Linked DNA regions of Homo sapiens: region 1 is linked to region 2. Evidence: read pairs that join two places in POLR2A ChIA-PET (ENCODE). Cell type or tissue: OCI-LY7. All regions are shown on one strand. Links, peaks and the distances in the headings refer to the core of each region. The heading gives the core; the rest is flanking DNA.

Evidence for each region. Peaks named below come from ENCODE experiments on the same cell type or tissue, not always from the same donor. Only the 100,000 strongest peaks of a DNase experiment are listed, where the experiment ranks them.
Region 1: POLR2A ChIA-PET joins it to region 2 with 5 read pairs; 2 of 35 experiments call an interaction of 5 or more read pairs at or near these places.

The regions. Positions count from the first base shown.
Region 1 is chr6:88,101,002-88,109,610 of GRCh38, forward strand. No RefSeq gene overlaps it. Among named protein-coding and RNA genes, the nearest start is that of SPACA1, 57 kb to the left of the region's middle. In OCI-LY7, for the core only: no CTCF peak of the experiment used is centred there; no DNase peak of the experiment used is centred there.
Region 2 is chr6:88,009,061-88,017,669 of GRCh38, forward strand. No RefSeq gene overlaps it. Among named protein-coding and RNA genes, the nearest start is that of SPACA1, 34 kb to the right of the region's middle. In OCI-LY7, for the core only: CTCF peaks have their summits at 4,709 (motif pointing right) and 4,908; DNase peaks (open chromatin) are centred at 4,151 and 4,691; H3K4me3 peaks cover 1,020 bases; H3K27ac peaks cover 1,698 bases.

The DNA.
Region 1 (8,609 bases), core at 317-8,316, 92 kb after region 2:
TAATTTTGCCCTTTCCCATCGGATTGGCATATCTTCTTTACAGAGAATATGGAAGCAAAATAGGAGTTGAGACATTTTATTTTCTTTCTGTTATTCATGCCACTAATCCACATTAGTGAAATAATGTCTTACTTCATCTTCTTGGTCCAAGAACAACTTTAAAAAGTCTTTTTGGTTTTCATGAACAATATCTGTAAGACTCCACTTGTTCCTGTATTTAGTCTTCTTTACACTCACGGTAGAGTAAAGATGGCTGTAAATTCTTTGTCAATCTACTCAGCAAGAGGTGGATCTTGTTCTCGAACTCTTTGAAACTGGGCTAGACTTATACCTGCTTGGACCATGGGGGTAGAGTCCCCATGGCGGTGATGGACTACAAAACTGGAGACAGCTTGGGTCTCTGAAAATCTTATGAAGCAGGTTCATATACCCAGACTTTTGGTTTAGGGTGAAACTAACTTCAATTTTAAATTGAAGTGGGTTAAAACCACTGTCATTTTCAGTCCCTGCTTCATGTAGATAAACTTAATACTAATGGATACAACTCTGTTAATTAAACTTAGATCCATAGTAGCAATGTCTTAAGTAAATTTCTTTTTTTAATGTTATTGTTGTTCTTTTATTTTATGTTTGTTATTCAAATATCGAAGAGGAGATGGAGATGGGATGTACGTTGGACTCAGACAATAATCCAGCTGGTTGTTAAGACACAACGCAAGTCTGAAACACAAGACTTAAGTTATACTGGAAGAGTTCTCAGGGTTTGCCAATTTTCTTATGAGATAATTATTATTATTATTACTTTTTAAGATGGAGTCTCACTCTGTCACCCAGGCTGGAGTGCAGTGGCGCAATCTCCTCTCACTGCAAGCTCCACCTCTCAGGTTCACGCCATGAGAGAATTATTATTTTTATGTCTTATTTTCTTTTACTCTTTCTCTGGAAACCATCAAGTCTTGTGTAGATTCCTAGACCTAATAGCACAAGAATGCAGTGCTACATTTTCCTCAATTATTTCTTATGTGTTAGCCTTGTTTCTCTAACAATACAATAAATACTATGAGGAAAGAGATGATATACTTTCTGTAGTATTCATGGTATTGGAAGCCATGAAAGGCACACAATAAAACTAAATTATGTTCAAATATCTGATACAGAGTCATTGAAAATATTGTCATTAATTTGGCTTATGTATTTTTCTTTAATTATCTCTTTATAATGCGTAATGACTTTTGTTTTTGACCTATGGATCATTTTTAGGAATTCTTTTCAAAAGGATTGGTCATTATCTGTTTGAATATGTATCTGTGATACATGTATCATTTTCTCCTCTATAATTGTGAACATTGTAAATGGCGACATACAAATAAAATATGTGGTTAAGAATACATGGAAATCAGGCTAGGCGCAGTGGCTCATGCCTGTAATCCCAGCACTTTGGGAGGCCAAGGCAGGCGGATCATTTGAGGTCAGGAGTTCAAAAGCAGCCTGGCCAACATGGTGAAACCCCATCTCTATTAAAAATACAAAAATTACCTGGGGGTGCTGGTGGGTGCCAGTAATCCCAGCTACTAGGGAGGCTGAGGCAAGAGAATCACTTGAGCCCAGGAGGCAGAGGTTGCAGTGAGCAGAGACCGTGCCACTGCAATCCAGCCTGGAAGACAGAGCGAGACTCCATCTTGAACAAAACAAAACAAAACAAAAGAATATGTGGAAATCACATCCCAATCAAAATTATGCATCATTTATGAAAACATTTATGTATGTAATTCTGACTTCTTTAAAATATCAACAAAAATCTCAATAGAATGAAAAAAGAGAGTTTGAAAAATGAAATAATAAATGCTTTGGGTTGCTTCTGGGAAATACTAAATAATCAGATCCTGCCTTATGATTAATATGTTAAAATGTACTGCAGTAATGTTTGTGTTATGGCAAAAATAAGCTTAACTCATTTTTCTGTTTATTATTCATTATTTTCTTAAATAGCCTCACATCAACCATTGGAGGTGTGCTGGAAAGTATTGTAGAAGGATACATAGTCACTATATTTGAGGTCAGTTAAAATAAAATTGGTCCACAGATTTAAGCCTAATAGATACAAATGATAACAGTCAGTAGAAATATAAAAAGTAAAAAGTTTAATGTCTGACCCTTTCACTTTTGTATTAAAATATTTCCCTTCATGAGGGAATACCGGAATTACTAGATTGCAGTTTGGAAACTCATTCAAGCAAGAGATTGCAACTGGGGGCTCCAAAGATAAAAATTAGGTTACTCTCTTCCCTTCTCTCTCTTTGAGGCCACAAAGAATTTTGACTCAATTTCTCTCTGTGCCTCTGCTTTATTTCTACCATCCTGCTTCCCCACCCACATCTCCAGGGGCTTCCTCTGCTCCAATTGCATAAGCTTTGTCCCAGCTGCTCCAAAACAATGTTATCCTGACCCTTGTGTTAGTAACGTTGATAACGATAATTATAATTGATATTTACTAAACTTTTATTATGGCATTGAGGTGAGCACTATGTATTATTTAATCATGACACCTCCCCCCGTAAAGTAAGTGCTATTATTTTCTCCACTTTTCAAATAGGTAACTGAGGCTGAGAGATGTTTAATAACTTATGTAACATCACACAGCTAATGAAGAATAGGGCTAGAACTCAAATCCAAAGTCTGTTTGATTGCAAAGCCCATACTATGCTGCTTCCAATTGCCACAGAGAAATGCATAAAATAGCAGGCTGCAAGTGAGTTCTGCCAGGGTCGAAGAACAGGAGGCTAGTGATGAAATTGTTGGGGGTACAATGGGATATGTGGTTAAAAACTGTGGTTCAGCCGGGCACAGTGGCTCATACCTCTAATCCTAACAGTTTGGGAGGCCAAAGTGGGCATATCACCTGAGGTCAGGAGTTCAAGATCAGCCTGGTCAACATGGCAAAACCCTGCTTCTACTAAAAATACAAATATTAGCCGGGCATGGTGGCACACTACTTAGGAGTCTGAGGCAGAAGAATTTCTTGAACCCAGGAGACACAGGTTGCAGTGAGCCGAGATTGCACCACTGCCCTCCAGCCTGGGCGGCAGAATGAGACTCTGTCTCAAAAAAAAGAAAAAATGAAAAACAAACAAAAACAACAAAAAACTATGGTCCAAGTCTAGGTACTGCAATGAAACAAACCTTAATTCTAAACTTCCTGGCAATGAAGTCAAAAAGGGATCATGGCCAGGCATGGTGGCTCACGCCTGTAATCCCAGCACTTTGGGAGGCAAAGGCAGGCAGATCACCTGAGGTCAGGAGTTCGAGACTAGCCTGCCCAACATGGTGAAACCCCATCTCTACTAAAAATACAAAAAATTAGCTGGGCGTGGTGGCATTCACCTGTAATCCCAGCTACTCAGGAGGCTGATGCAGGAGAGTAGCTTGAACCCAGGAGGCGGAGGTTGCGGTGAGCTGAGATCATGCCACTGCACTCCAGCCTGGGTGACAAGAGTGAAACTCTGTCTAAAAAAAAAAAAAAAAAAAAGAATCATAATTTTTTTTGAAGAGTAGCTCTATTTCATTGAAAAAAAAAGCATACTAAAAATTTCGTTTGTTCAAACACTTTTTGTGTGAGCATGTACCATGCCTATTATTTTGAGGGGCAGTGGGGATATAAATAATAAGATCAAGTGTCCTGCTTTCCAAGAACTTACAGATTAAGCGAAAGATAGCTTTGTAAACAGACAATATGGATATAATAGTGTGATCAGGCAAGCACTGCTGTTCTGGGAACATGGAAGAGGAGGCCATCGGCCATCCTATAGCAATCAGGGAAGGTTTCAGGAACAGGTGATTCCTGAGTTGAATTATAAATGACCAACTACATTTTCCAGGCAAAGCATGAAGGAAAGAGCTTTCAAAGTAGAAAAGCTTAGGTGGGAAGGCCTGGATTTAAGCATGTGGCTTCTTCTAGAGTGTGGCAAAAGCAAGACGTGAGATGAGGATGAGGAAGTAGGCAGGAAGCAGATTATAAAGAGCTTTTCATGTAACCTGAAAAGCTTAAATTTTACCCTGAAAACATGGGAGGAGCCATTGGAAGGTCACAAGAGAATGACATAATCAGGTTTTTGCTTTAGAAAGCTGATTTTGGAAATGGATTAAAAAGAGTATGACCATAAAAATCCATTTAGAAGTCTTTTGCACGGATCTAGGTAAGAAATAATGAGCTCAAACTCAGAAGATAGAAGGGTTTAGAGAAAGGGGTGGATGTGAGAGACATCAAAGAGGCAAAACTTAGACACAAGATTGGTTGTGGGGGTGAGAGTGTGGAAAGTGTTAATGCTTCCCAGGTAGTTGGAGATGCCATTCACTGAATTAATCAAAAGGGACAACAGATCCTCATGGGAGTGGGATCTTTAACACTGATTAACAGTGATCTCCATTTGTACACGTCAGGCATGCAGTGCCTGTAGAACAACCATGTAGAGGTGTGCCATAGGCTCAGGACTGAGGCCTGAGCCAAGATACGCATTTAAGGGGCATCAACATATAGGTGGTAGCTGAAGCCATGTGAGTGACTCTGGGTGAATCCAAACTGTCCTTCATACAAGGAATACTGAAATACATGGTGGATAATATTGCCAAAAGTGCTTTACAGGTGATTTAAACTGTTGGTCACATTTATATTCTTAAATTCACCTTCAATAACAGATGGTAATAGAACATTAAATCGTAGCTGTGTAAAGATATTTCTCCCAGGAGCAAAACTAATATAATTTAGATATGCAGTTTTCTGGGGAGATCTAAAAAGTATTTTAAAATACCTGACTTCCCATTAGAATCACTGCAAATGCTTCTGAAAAATTCCAAGCTGTGCTAATTCAGTTAGTCTGGGGAGGGTCCCAGATATGTGTGTATGTACATATACACGTGTGTGTATGTACATATACACGTGTGTGTATGTACATATACACGTGTGTGTATGTACATATACACGTGTGTGTGTACATATACACGTGTGTGTGTGTGTGTGTGTATTCTTCAAGTAATTCTATCATACAGCTAGAAATAAACGATTGGCGTGTCCCCAGACAATTCCTCCTGAATATCAGTTGTCTCAGCTGGGTTTTGAACAAGAGCTCTAAAGCAAACAATTCATGACTAGGTGAGTCATACACTTCAGATTCCAAGCATCTTGCTAGCAAAGATGATATTTTTGTATAAAAACTAAATAGCCTGCCATGAGTTTTTGCTTAACCAGATGGAAAATATCCCTCTTGTACATAAAGGTTCTGGAGTGCAGAGAAAAGGACCAAGACATCCTTTAAGAAGTAGCTTTAAACTCACTGAAATGCTCATATGGCAGAATTGATTCTTCAGGGTTGTGCCACGTAAGACAGATGAGAGATGACTTTGACAGAGATATTTTGAAGGCAAATTCTCATATACGCTATTTATAGATTACCTGTGAAATGGATTAAAACTCATTACATGTTTTAAACACTAAAATTATTCTGATTTTAATTTAACCTTTGATGATTCAGAAGACACATTAGGATCAGAATGTCATAAGGTTGGTATCAGGAACATCAGCTATTATATTGAAATTGCATGGCAGTGCTGGTTAAAAACATCTCTTAACAAAGTTTACTGCATGAAATACCAGTGAGAGTTTTGCTTCTGGCCATAAGGAACTAGCTTGCAGCAGATCAATTCTTCCACCAAGAACAAGTAGAAAAGCTGGATAAAATACACACACACACACACACACACACACACACTGAAGGCCACCAGAAAGTTACTAAGGTAGTCAGGACTTAGGGTTACAGATTATGAAGAAAAGGGAAGCACAAAGTGAATTCAGTGTTCTGCATTTTTTTCTCCTTGAGAGATTTGCTGATTCATAAATGGCATTAGTGAAGGGAATGAAAAGACAAGTGGAAAGGAGCTGTTAAGGCTGGGCGCGGCGGCTCACGCCTGTAATCCCAGCACTTTGAGAGGTCAAGACGGGTGGATCACTTGAGGTCAGGAGTTCAAGACCAGCCTGGCCAATATGGTGAAACCCCATCTCTACAAAAAAATACAAACATTAGCTGTGTGTGGTGGCACATGCCTGTAGTCCTAGCTACTCGGGAGGCTGAGGTACCAGAAATGCTTGAACTGGAAGGAGGAATTTGCAGTGAGCTGAGATCATGTTGTCACTGCACTCCAGCCTGGGGAACAGAGCAAGACTCTGGCTCAAAAAAGAAAGAAAGAAGCTGTTAAGGACCAGAGAATACAAGTAGAACTTTCAGCAGTTTAACAGGACTGAGAAGATAACAATTAGAATTCAAGGCTAGCTAAGTAAAGAAGCCCTAGAAAATGCCCAGACTTTCACTGACCCTGAAGGAGTATGACTTATGAGTATGGTCAAATTGGAAATAGACCAGACCTTATGAATTAGCTCAGTCCCTGATTGGATTAAGGTGATTGTCTCCTCTCTAATTGCCTACCAGATGCTAAGGAAAATCCTTTTCAGATGTAGATATCATTTAGATTTGCAGCATCAATACAAAGTAAATACAAAGAAAACTACATTTAGGTACATCATAATAAGATTACTGAAAACCAAGGACAGAGAAAAATCTTAAAAACAGCTACAATAAAAAAAGACACATTACCTTGAAAAGTGCAACTATAAGACTTACCACTGACTTTCCAATAGGAGAGAGAAAATCCAGGAGACAATGGAAAAAATATTGGTAATGTGCTGAAAGAAAATAACTGCCAATCAGAATTCCTTAAGCTATAGGTGAGTGCAGTGGAAGAAGAATGACATCATAAGTGGTGCTGGGCCAACTGGATACCTACAATGAAAAGAGTAAATTTTGACCCCTCCCTGCATACCGTATATAAAAAAATCACTTGCAGGTGGGTTACAGATCTAAATATCAAAGGGAAATATTTTCATGACTTTATGTAAGCACATCTTTCTTAAACAGAATACAGAATGCACTGTAAAGGAAACAATTGATTTACTGCATAAATTAAAATTAAGAACTTCTGTTCATCAAAGGTACCATTAAGAGAGTGAGAGGATAAACCACGAAGTAGGTAGAGATATTTGCAATTAGTATGGCTGAAAGGAACTCATATCCTGAAAATATAAAAAATTCTGTCAAGTCCATAGGAATGACTCCAAAGAAAAATGACTTAGTATACTCCATTGCAATTTCACAATCATGGATATCCAACGGCCCATCCTCCTATTGGTCATCATCAGGGAAATACAAAATAGAGACTCAATAATACATCAACGACCACTCACCAGAATATATCGTATATATTATATATATATATGTATAAAATATATATATAGACAGTTATATATATATATAGATGGAGTCCCACTTGGTTGCAGCCTGGAATGTAGTGGCATGGTCTCGGCTCACTGCAACCTCTGCCTCCTGGGTTCAAGCAATTCTTGCCTCAGCCTCCCAAGTAGCTGGGATTACAGGCACCCGCCACCACACCTGGGCAATTTTTTGTACTTTTTTTTAGTAGAGACAGGGTTTCACCATCTTGGCCAGGCTGGTCTTGAACTCCTGACCTCATGATCCACCTGCCTTGGCCTCCCAAAGTGCTGGGATTACAGGTGTGAGCCACCACACCCGGCTGAGAATATTTTTTAAAAGTTTTAAAGGGAGCAATGTCAATTTTTGACAAAATTGTGAAGCCATGGAACTTTTACCTAGTTGGTGAAAATGTAGACTGTTTGGTAGTATAGGAGACATTGTTGGTGCCCTGCCTGTATCTTCTCAGCATTCACCACTTCCATGCACTCTAGCCCAGCAGTTTCCAACAGAAAAAATATTAGTGACTTTGTGTGAGGACTTCCTTTAGGTGCCAGTACTAGCTTGTCCGGCACATGGGGCAGACCAAAAGAGGTGGGGAGTTAATATCCCCTAGGAGATGGCCTCAATCAGTGACTGATGGGTGTTAATAGGTAAATATCCTAGCCCCTCACCCTTCAGTTGGGACAACACTGAGGTGTGTTCTGTACTGCCTCCCAGAGTTTCCTAGTTTGGTTGAGTCTCAGTTGCCTGCAAAAGGAATCTGTCTGATAATGATAGAGTGATTTCAGACTCACTGCTGTCAGAGGTCCAGGGAGTTTCATCAATTTCTCATGCCAATTTTTGGCTTAATATTCCTATGCCATAGAGATGGTATTAGTTCAGGACCCATATCCATATATGGTGCAGGCCTGGAGGCTTTAATTTGTCATGGACAACTGGCCTCCCTCCTCAGCTAAAGCCTTGGACAAACAGCAAGCTTCTGTTTGTTTCTGATGGACAAAGTTTTTTAGCCCTCATTTTATGAACAAGGCAGTTCTTCAGGCTCAAGGTTTCACACAAGGAATTCATTTCCAACCTCACACAAGCCCAAGCTCATGTCTTTTGTTCCCAGCCCCTGGCCTTCAGAGCCCACATCTGATCTGAAGCTCATTTGAGCAGTGGTATCATCTCCTGATTACGGCTCTGTCTTAAATTTCTTTCTTCATTTTTGCCCCAGGGGATTTTCCTTTCTTTTTTTGAGCTCAGCTACCATAGTAGATGCTGTCAGCCCCTGACTTTGCAGTACTAGCTCTA
Region 2 (8,609 bases), core at 490-8,489:
TGTGGTTGATGACAGGATCCTCAGAAATGTTCAAGGCATGTTCAGTTAGAACTTCAGAACAGCAAACTCATCCCCTGGCTAGTATTGTTTCCCAGAATGTGTGGCTTTCACACCATGATCAAATTTCATTTCTCATCTATTTATCCACGGGGTTTTTAAAGGAAACTTTGCCAGACTTAAAGTAAGGGGATGCGGTTTCAAATCCAATTCCATGCAAGTTATAAACCTCTCTGAATCTGAGCTTCCTCATCTGTAAAATGGAATTAATGACACCTACACTACAAAGGTGCTAGGAAGATTAACTGGAACAGCATATGGAAAATCTTGGAATCAGCTGCTGTTCAATAAATGTTGGCTGAATTTTAATTTGTAATTACTAAAATGAAGTCCAGAAATGAGATAATGAATCTGGATAATTCATCCTTGCGTCAATTATTTAGACTCTGCATAAAGAGAAAGGCTTGGGGATTCAATTATCTGTATAATTACTCAATTCTGTGCTGCATCTTCTAAATAAGCTTAGAATTTAACACACAATCATATTCTTTCTTTAGGTAATTAGTTCCGGGGATGAAAGAGTTAAGGAATTGCCATCCCATTTTGTTCAAAGATTTTTTTTTAAAGGCACTATTAGAAGAGATGAAATCTAATGTAAATGTCAGTCCCATCTCAAAATAAACTTGCTATTAGAATCCAAAATCCTCTAGGCTTATTAAGATGTTATGAATTTAGTAGGATTTCCATCACTCCTCCCTCTATTTGTAGTGACCAAAGCATGAAACCATTGTTAAAACCACCTATTAATCAATTTGTTCTTCTGCTTTTCAGTAATTGAGTTTCCCAGATGAAACAGTATATCAACTTTAACCCTTTTCTAGTAAATTAAAGCTTTTCTTTTGCCAGCCAGAATCATTAATGCCATTTTGTTATCAAGAAATGTTCATACTTACGCTGTTAAATCATTAAGATAATTGAAATTATTTTACCTAGGCATCCTTTAGTTTTCAGACTCTTTTAAGTCTTTATGCCCTAGTAATTCTTGGAGTCATCTAAGGCTTTATGTATTCCTTTGATTGGGCATTTTCATTTTGGTGCATAGATTTGCGATTAACTTACTAATGACAAAAAGGTGAATTATAAAAATACCCCACCCTCTAGCATTCATTATCCATAATACATCATCAGTCTTCCCAGCCTTCAAACTGGTTTCCCTTTGGCTTAATTTTATTACTTTATCAATTTTAGGTATCATGATCCATTGAAATTAAATTCATTTGGTTGAAACCAATAAAATACCATATAGTTGCTGTCAAGTTTTCTTTTAAAATGATATCTTTTATATTTAAAAAATTAAGTGATATATTTTATCATTGCTTTTCCCCATATTTATTATAAAATATCTGTTGAGGTCCAATATCGTGTTCTTTAAGTGTCTCAATAGGAAAAAAAAAATAGCATATCAAATGAAGTAATTGGAAGTGTGTGTTTGTTTGAGACAGGGTCTCTCTCTGTCATCCAGGAAGGAGTGTAGTGGCATGAACACAGCTCACTGCAGCCTGAACCTCCCCGGCTCAAGCTCCTGGGCTCAAGTGATCCTCCCACCTCAGCCTCCCAAGTAGCTGAGACTACAGGTTTACACTGCCACACCCCACTAATTTTTTTTTTTTTTTGTATTTTTTGTAGGGACAGTGTTTTGCCATGTTGCCCAGGCTGATCTCGAACTCAGGGGCTCAAGTGATCTGCCTGCCTCAGCCTCCCAAAGTGCTGGCATTACAGGCGTAAGCCACTGTGCCTGGCCTGAAAGAGTTTTAATAAATGAACTATGTAAAAAAGATGCAGTCAGAATGGAGGGAAACAAAAAGGTACAGGAATACATTCCAGAGGCAGCCACAATGGGGAGGCATCACCTGTCTTAGGCACGAAGGAGCAAGGAGTGGGAGCAACTGTTGTAACCTGAAGAGAGTGACTGTACCTGTAAGAGAGGTCTGACTGACAGGAGCTGTGTCTTTGTTGGAGGAAATAGCCAATCCAAGGTGACCTTGCAGCAAGGGAGCTGGGGCCCTGAACTCATCCTCCTTCTGCCCTTCCAATTTCTACTGGGAGTTCCCACTGACCACATTCAACTAGAAGCTAGAGGCAAGAGTGCCTTTTGATACAGTTCACACAGGTCAGCCTTCTGTGGCACAAAGCAGGGCGGAGAATGGTGAACGTGCCTCTAAAGGGTCAAAGGGCAAATATTACGTACTAAGCAAATGGTTGTCGAACACTTTCAGTTAGCGATCCTATTCATTTTAACTGAATAAACACTGGTGGAACATCTATTAGATGAGAGCCACTTTAGTGGGCTCTGAAGATGTGAAGACAAGTAAGCAGGACTAGACTAGGGTCAGGCAAGCAAAGTGTGTAGGGCACATTTGCATGTGCTTGAGGGTACCTCCTTAAATTTTGCGCTGAGGTTCTTTAGTTGCTTCACCCTAGTCTCAGCCTTATGAATAAGACTCCATCCCCACCTTCAAGGGTTTTTCAATCTAGCCAGACAAACATGAATAAAAAAGAACTGGCCAGGCGCAGTGGCTCACGCCTGTAATCCCAGCACTTTGAGAGGCCGAGGTGGGCAGATCATGAGGTCAAGAGATCGAGACCATCCCGGCCAACATGGTGAAACCCTGTCTCAACTAAAAATACAAAAAAATTAGCTGGGCATGGTGGCGCGCGCCTGTAGTCCCAGCTACTCGGGAGTCTGAGGCAGGAGAATCACTTGAGCCTGGGAGGCAGAGGTTGCAGTCAGCTGAGACTGTGCCACTGCACTCCTGCCTGGCGACAGAGTAAGACTCTGTCTCAAAAAAAGGAACCATAACACAAGTCCAATTACAAGTGCCATGCCAAAAGTTCAAGCATTATGAAAGCTCAAATGCCTGACTAATAAATCTCAATGACAGCATCTGGTATGGCTCCTCTGAAGACAGGTCATCTAAGCTGGGTATTCAGAAACAAGTAAGATTTTGAGAAATCTATTTGTTCAACAAATACCTACTGAGCTTCTACTATATGCCAAGTCTTGTTTTAGATGGTAGGGGAAGAGCAGAGACCAACACACAGAAGGTCCCTGATCCCATAAAGCTATGTTCTGTTGGGAGCAAAAGACAAATAAAAAAGTAAACAAGTGAGGGAATATCAAGTGGAGACGATTGGATGCTCAAAGACAATTCAACTTGGGTGCCTTGCATTTCTGCATGTTTCATGAGAAGGGGCTCTAACTGTCCCTTTGTTTGGAACTGTCTTTTCAAGGATGTTTGTATAGCAAACAGCCTTGGAAGATAATAGTGTCCCCCTCGGGAGCAGGTGGTAGGTAGGTTTGCTTACTGTCTAGTATGAAAGATTTGGGACACCTGAGCTCATGGTTCCTCTGCCAGTGTGTGTGCAGCATTCATGCAGGCCCTCCCCAGATCACTCCTGAATTTGAGGGGCAAAAGGAAGCAGCATAAATATGAAGCTCATGCCATCTGCTGTGTTGTGACTAATAAGGTGCTTTATCTTTGAACCAGGAGTCTAGTGTTTTCTGCCCTCATCCATGAAACCATGGCTGGCTACTTTGTTAGTTTGCAAGCAGGTAAAACCTCAGACCCTTTGTAGTTCTCAGCAGTTTTTGGTGAGAATATAAGATGCTGACACAGACATTGCTTTCTGAAAAAGAAAGGATAAGTACCCTATGGGCCAGGTTCAGGAATATGAAAGGATTTTCTAGAATCCAGTGATAACACTCTTATCCAATTGGTGAACGAGGATTGTAGGGGGATTAGTAAGGGTCTCCATGGTCCTGCCTGTTAATATATGTTTTAAGGCCAAGTAAAGGGCATAGGAATAAAACAAGCAATTAGAACAGTGTTTTTGACATTGCTTGCTTGCCTCAGGTGGGAAGAAGAAGAAATGTTATAGTGACAATGAGGCAGCGAGTCCTGTGGCCAGAGCCAAAAGACAATATGGCTATAGCTACCGAGGCAGTGATGCTGAAATAAACGATATCAGCAATGAAGATGCAGAGATTTAGACAGGCTAAAGTCATTAGAAGTTCATTTGGTTGCACTGCACTGTGACTGCTTAAAACTGAAAGTAAATACAAAGCCTTGATTTCCGGTGCAGAATCACTCTCTTCCTCTGCACCTCTGTGATCTCTCCCTCTCTCTTGACCTTGAACTCAGCTGCTTCAAAGAGAAGGAGGATTGGGGCTGGGCCAAGGTCTCCCTGTCCCCAAGAGCAACTGGAGGCCTTATACACTTATCTGAATATGCTGGGAAAGCTTGGGGAGGGAAGGACCTCAAACTTTTAAGTTCTATTGGACATAGACAACCTACCCCAAAGTCCCAAGTGACAGGGGGTGGGTTGGATATACAGTAGGGAAGGGAAGTTAACACGACCTTGTGGATAGGATGAATCTCTAGTATGAATTGATGTTTTATATTCCCATACTTCCCTGTCCCAGAAGTTGCCAGAGGGGATTCCCCTGATCAAAGAGAGGCTAATGTATAGAAGTGTTAGTGGGATAAACCATCCTGATATTTGCGCCCAGCGGGTGATTTGGGATTTAGCATGAATGTGTCCATTCTCAGATGCCCAAAGTTTTCACTATTCAGATGATATCCTCCTGGTTAGCAAGTCAGAAGCCTGAGAAGATCCTGACTGTGGTATTATCCCATGTCTGCCAGCAGGGGTGGCTGAAAATCCTAACACAATTCAGAGGCCTGCTCAGTGAGTGAAGGTTTTTGGGACCATGTATGGATTCACAATGTTCAATCCCTCCATCAGTCAAGAAAAAACTACTGCCTGTAGCCAACCACCACCAAAAAGAAGACCCAGCACCTTACTGTACTTTTTTTGGTTATTAGAGACAGTATGTGCCTCACTTGGGCATTTTTCTTGGTCCTGTACATGGGGTAACTTGAAAATCAGCACCCTGTAAGTGGGACTCAAAAAAAAAAGCAACAACAATGATCACCACCACCACCACCAAGAAGTCTATTTTTACCCCTGTGAGCTACAAACCTCCATGACTGATGATTTTGCTGATGGGAACTTCTGGTAAAGAGAGGCAGCCTTTATCTAGAGGTGCTCCTTGGGATTTTGGTCTTGTTACCTTACTGACATAGCTACCAGGTACATTTCTTTTGAAAAGCAGCTATTAACAACTTGCTATCTGGCTCTTGTCAACATCGAATGCCTAATTCATGGAGACTTTTGGACTTCCAGTCTGAAGTTCTCATTGTGGGGTAGGTCAACTTGGACTCAACTGGTAACAAGCTGTGAAGAGCCCAGTAAACCTTGTTTTCAAATAGAAATGGTATATTCAAGAATGCAGGCACCCTGGCCCCAGTTGCATCTCAGCTTCACATGAAAAACTGGCAGGTTTCTCTGGGAGAAACTATCTCCTCTATTCTACCATTTGAAACAAAGTCACTGGCTCAATAGGGCCTTTTGTTCACAGAATTCTGCCCTCAATCAAACTATGGCCTGCAGGCTGGCCACTCATTTTTTTTTAAATAAATAAAACAAAACTATGTTTTTCATGATAAAAATAAACAGTGCAAAGAAGCATATGAGGGAACATGCATTTAAAAATATTGTTTTTAAAAAAATTTTAAGTTTTATTTTACTTTCAGGGATACATGTGCAGGTTTGTTATATAGGTAAACTCATGACTTGGAGGTTTTATGTACAGATATTTTGTCACCTGGGTACCAAGCATAGAACCTGATAGTTTTTTTTCTTTCCCTGAATCTCTCCCTCCTCCCATACCCCACCATCTGATAGGCCCCAGTGTGTGTTGTTCCCCTGTATGTATCCATGTATCCATTATTTAGTTTCAGTTATATTGAATACATGCAATATTTGGTTTTCTGTCCCCACATTAGTCTGCTAAGGATAATGGCCTCCAGTTCCATCCATGTTTCTGCAAAGGACATCATCTGGTACTTTTTAATGGCTGCATAGTATTCCATAGTGTATATGTATTCTTTATCCAGTCCACCATCGATGGGCATTTCGGTTGATTCCACCTCTTTGTTATTGTGAATAGTGCTGCAGTGAACATATGTGTGCATGTATCTTTATGGTAGAGCCATTTATATTCCTTTGGGTATATACCCAGTAGTGGGATTGCTGGGTCAAATGGTAGTTCTGTTTTTAGTTATTTGAGGAATCACCACACTTGCTTTACACAATGGCTAAATGGATTTACACTTCCACCAACAGTGTATAAGCATTCCCTTTGTCTCTGCAACCTTGCCAGCATCTGTTATTTTTTGACTTCTTAATAATTGCCATTCTGACTGGTGTAAGATGATATCTCATTGTGGTTTTGATTTGCATTTCTCTAATGATTAGTGATACTGAGCATTTATTCATATGCATGTTGGCCACATGTATGTCTTCTTTTGAAGTGTCTGTTCATGTCCTTTGCCCACTTGTGCCTACTTTTCAATTGGATTAATTGTTTTTTGTTTGTATGTTTGTTTAAATTCCTTGTAGATTCTGGATATTAGACCTTTGTCAGATGTATAGCTTGCAAATATTTTCTTCTATTCTGTAGATCACCTATTTACTCTTGATAGTTTCTTTTGCTGTACAGAAGCTCTTTAGTTTAATTAGGTCCTAGTTGTCAATTTTTGCTTTTGTTGCAATTGCTTTTGGCATTTTTGTCATGAAATCTTTGCCAGTTTTTAATGCCCAAAATGATATTCCTTAGGTTATCTTCCAGGGTTTTTATAGTTTTAGGGTTTATATTTAGGTCTTTAATTCATCTTGGGTTAATTTTTGTATGTGGTGTAAGGAAGGGGTCCAATTTCAATCTTCTGCATGTATTATGTAATAGCTAGCCAGTTATCCCAGCACCATTTATTGAATAGGGAGTCCTTTCCTTATTGCTTGTTTTTGTCAGCTTTGTCAAAGATCAGATGGTTGTAAGTGTGTGGCTTTATTTCTGGGCTCTCTATTCTGTTCCATTGGTCTATGTGTCTGTTTTTGTATCAGTACCATGTTGTTTTGGTTACTATAGCCTCATAGTACAGTTTGAAGTCAGGCGGTGTGATTTCTCCAGCTTTGTTCGTTTTGTTTAGGATTGCCTTAGCTATTTGGGCACTTTTTTGGTTCCATATGAATTTTAGAATAGCTTTTTCTAATTCTGTGAAGAATGTAATTGGTAGTTTGATAGGAGGAGCATTGAATCTGTAAGTTGCTTTGGGCAGTATGGCCATTTTAACGATATTGATTCTTCCTATCCATGAGCATGGAATGCTCTTCCATTTGTTTGTGTCATCTCTGATTTCTTTGAGCAGTGTTTTGTAACTCTCATTGTAGAGATCTTTCACCTCCCTGATTAGCTGTACTACTAGGTATTTTTTTGTGTGTGTGGCAATTGTGCATGGGACTGCATTCCTGATTTGGCTATCAGCTTGGGTGCTGTTAGTGTATAGGAATGCTACTGCTTTTTGTACATTAATTTTGTATCCCCAAATAAAGTTTCATTAAAACACAATTACACCCATTCATTCCTGTATTGTCTATTTTTATTTTTTTCTTTACGTGGATAGAACATAATGTATTGTCTACTTTTGTGTTACTGTGGGAGAGTTGAGTAGTTGCAAAAGAGATCACACATCCCATAAGCCTAAAATATTTACTCTCTAGGCCTTTAAGAAAAAGTTTGTTGATTCCTGCTACAGATGCCTGGGCCTGAGTCACTGATGGTTCGGCAAAGCTGAAATCCAGTACTGTCCAGTGAGCTGCTATAGCTATTCAGCTATGCAGAGGCAAAATGGATGCATTTGATCCTATCGGTGGGACAGAACTCAAGGTCTTCCCACAGCTCTGCCTAATATTCCCCTTGACAGACTCTGTTATATTTTTACTGACTCTTGGGGTGTTGCCAATGGCCTAGCTACTTGGTCTGCCACCTGGAAAACCAAAGACTGGCAGATTTAGAGATATCCCTCTTTGGGATCATGAACTGTGTTAACTAAACAGTCAGGCTCACTCAAGTAAATATTCATCATAAGAACCTATTCTTTGATGAAATCAACTGAAATCAAACTGCTGATCAAGCCTGCACAGCTTGGATTGCTACCATTGCTGCTGGAATCCATCCTCATACCATACATGGCAATACATCCACCATCATAGACTGGGAACAAAGTAAAGGATTCAGTGTTTCTGAGGCTGCCACTGCATGCCAGACCTGTGAATCCTGCCATAAGCTGATCCATTTGTCTCATGCTGTAGGCTGCCACACTGCCTTCCATGCACTGGTGATTGATATGCATTCAACTTTGGATCTTTGATTCCTCTGTTGGGGTTATCAGTGGTGCTTCTCTGCTGTAGATACTCTTTCAGGTTACAGTGTTACTGTTGCAGTCTGGTCAACAGACTCCAGCCACACTGTTGTGGCCCTTGAAACTAATATGCATAATGTGTTTGGCTTTCCATACTATTTGCAGTCTGATAGTGATACATTTATTATCACAAAAGCCACTCAAGAATGAGCTAATAATAGTTAAGTTATCCAGTGGTCCTTCCACATGCTGTACCATTCACAGGCATGTGGTATTGTTGAGTATTGG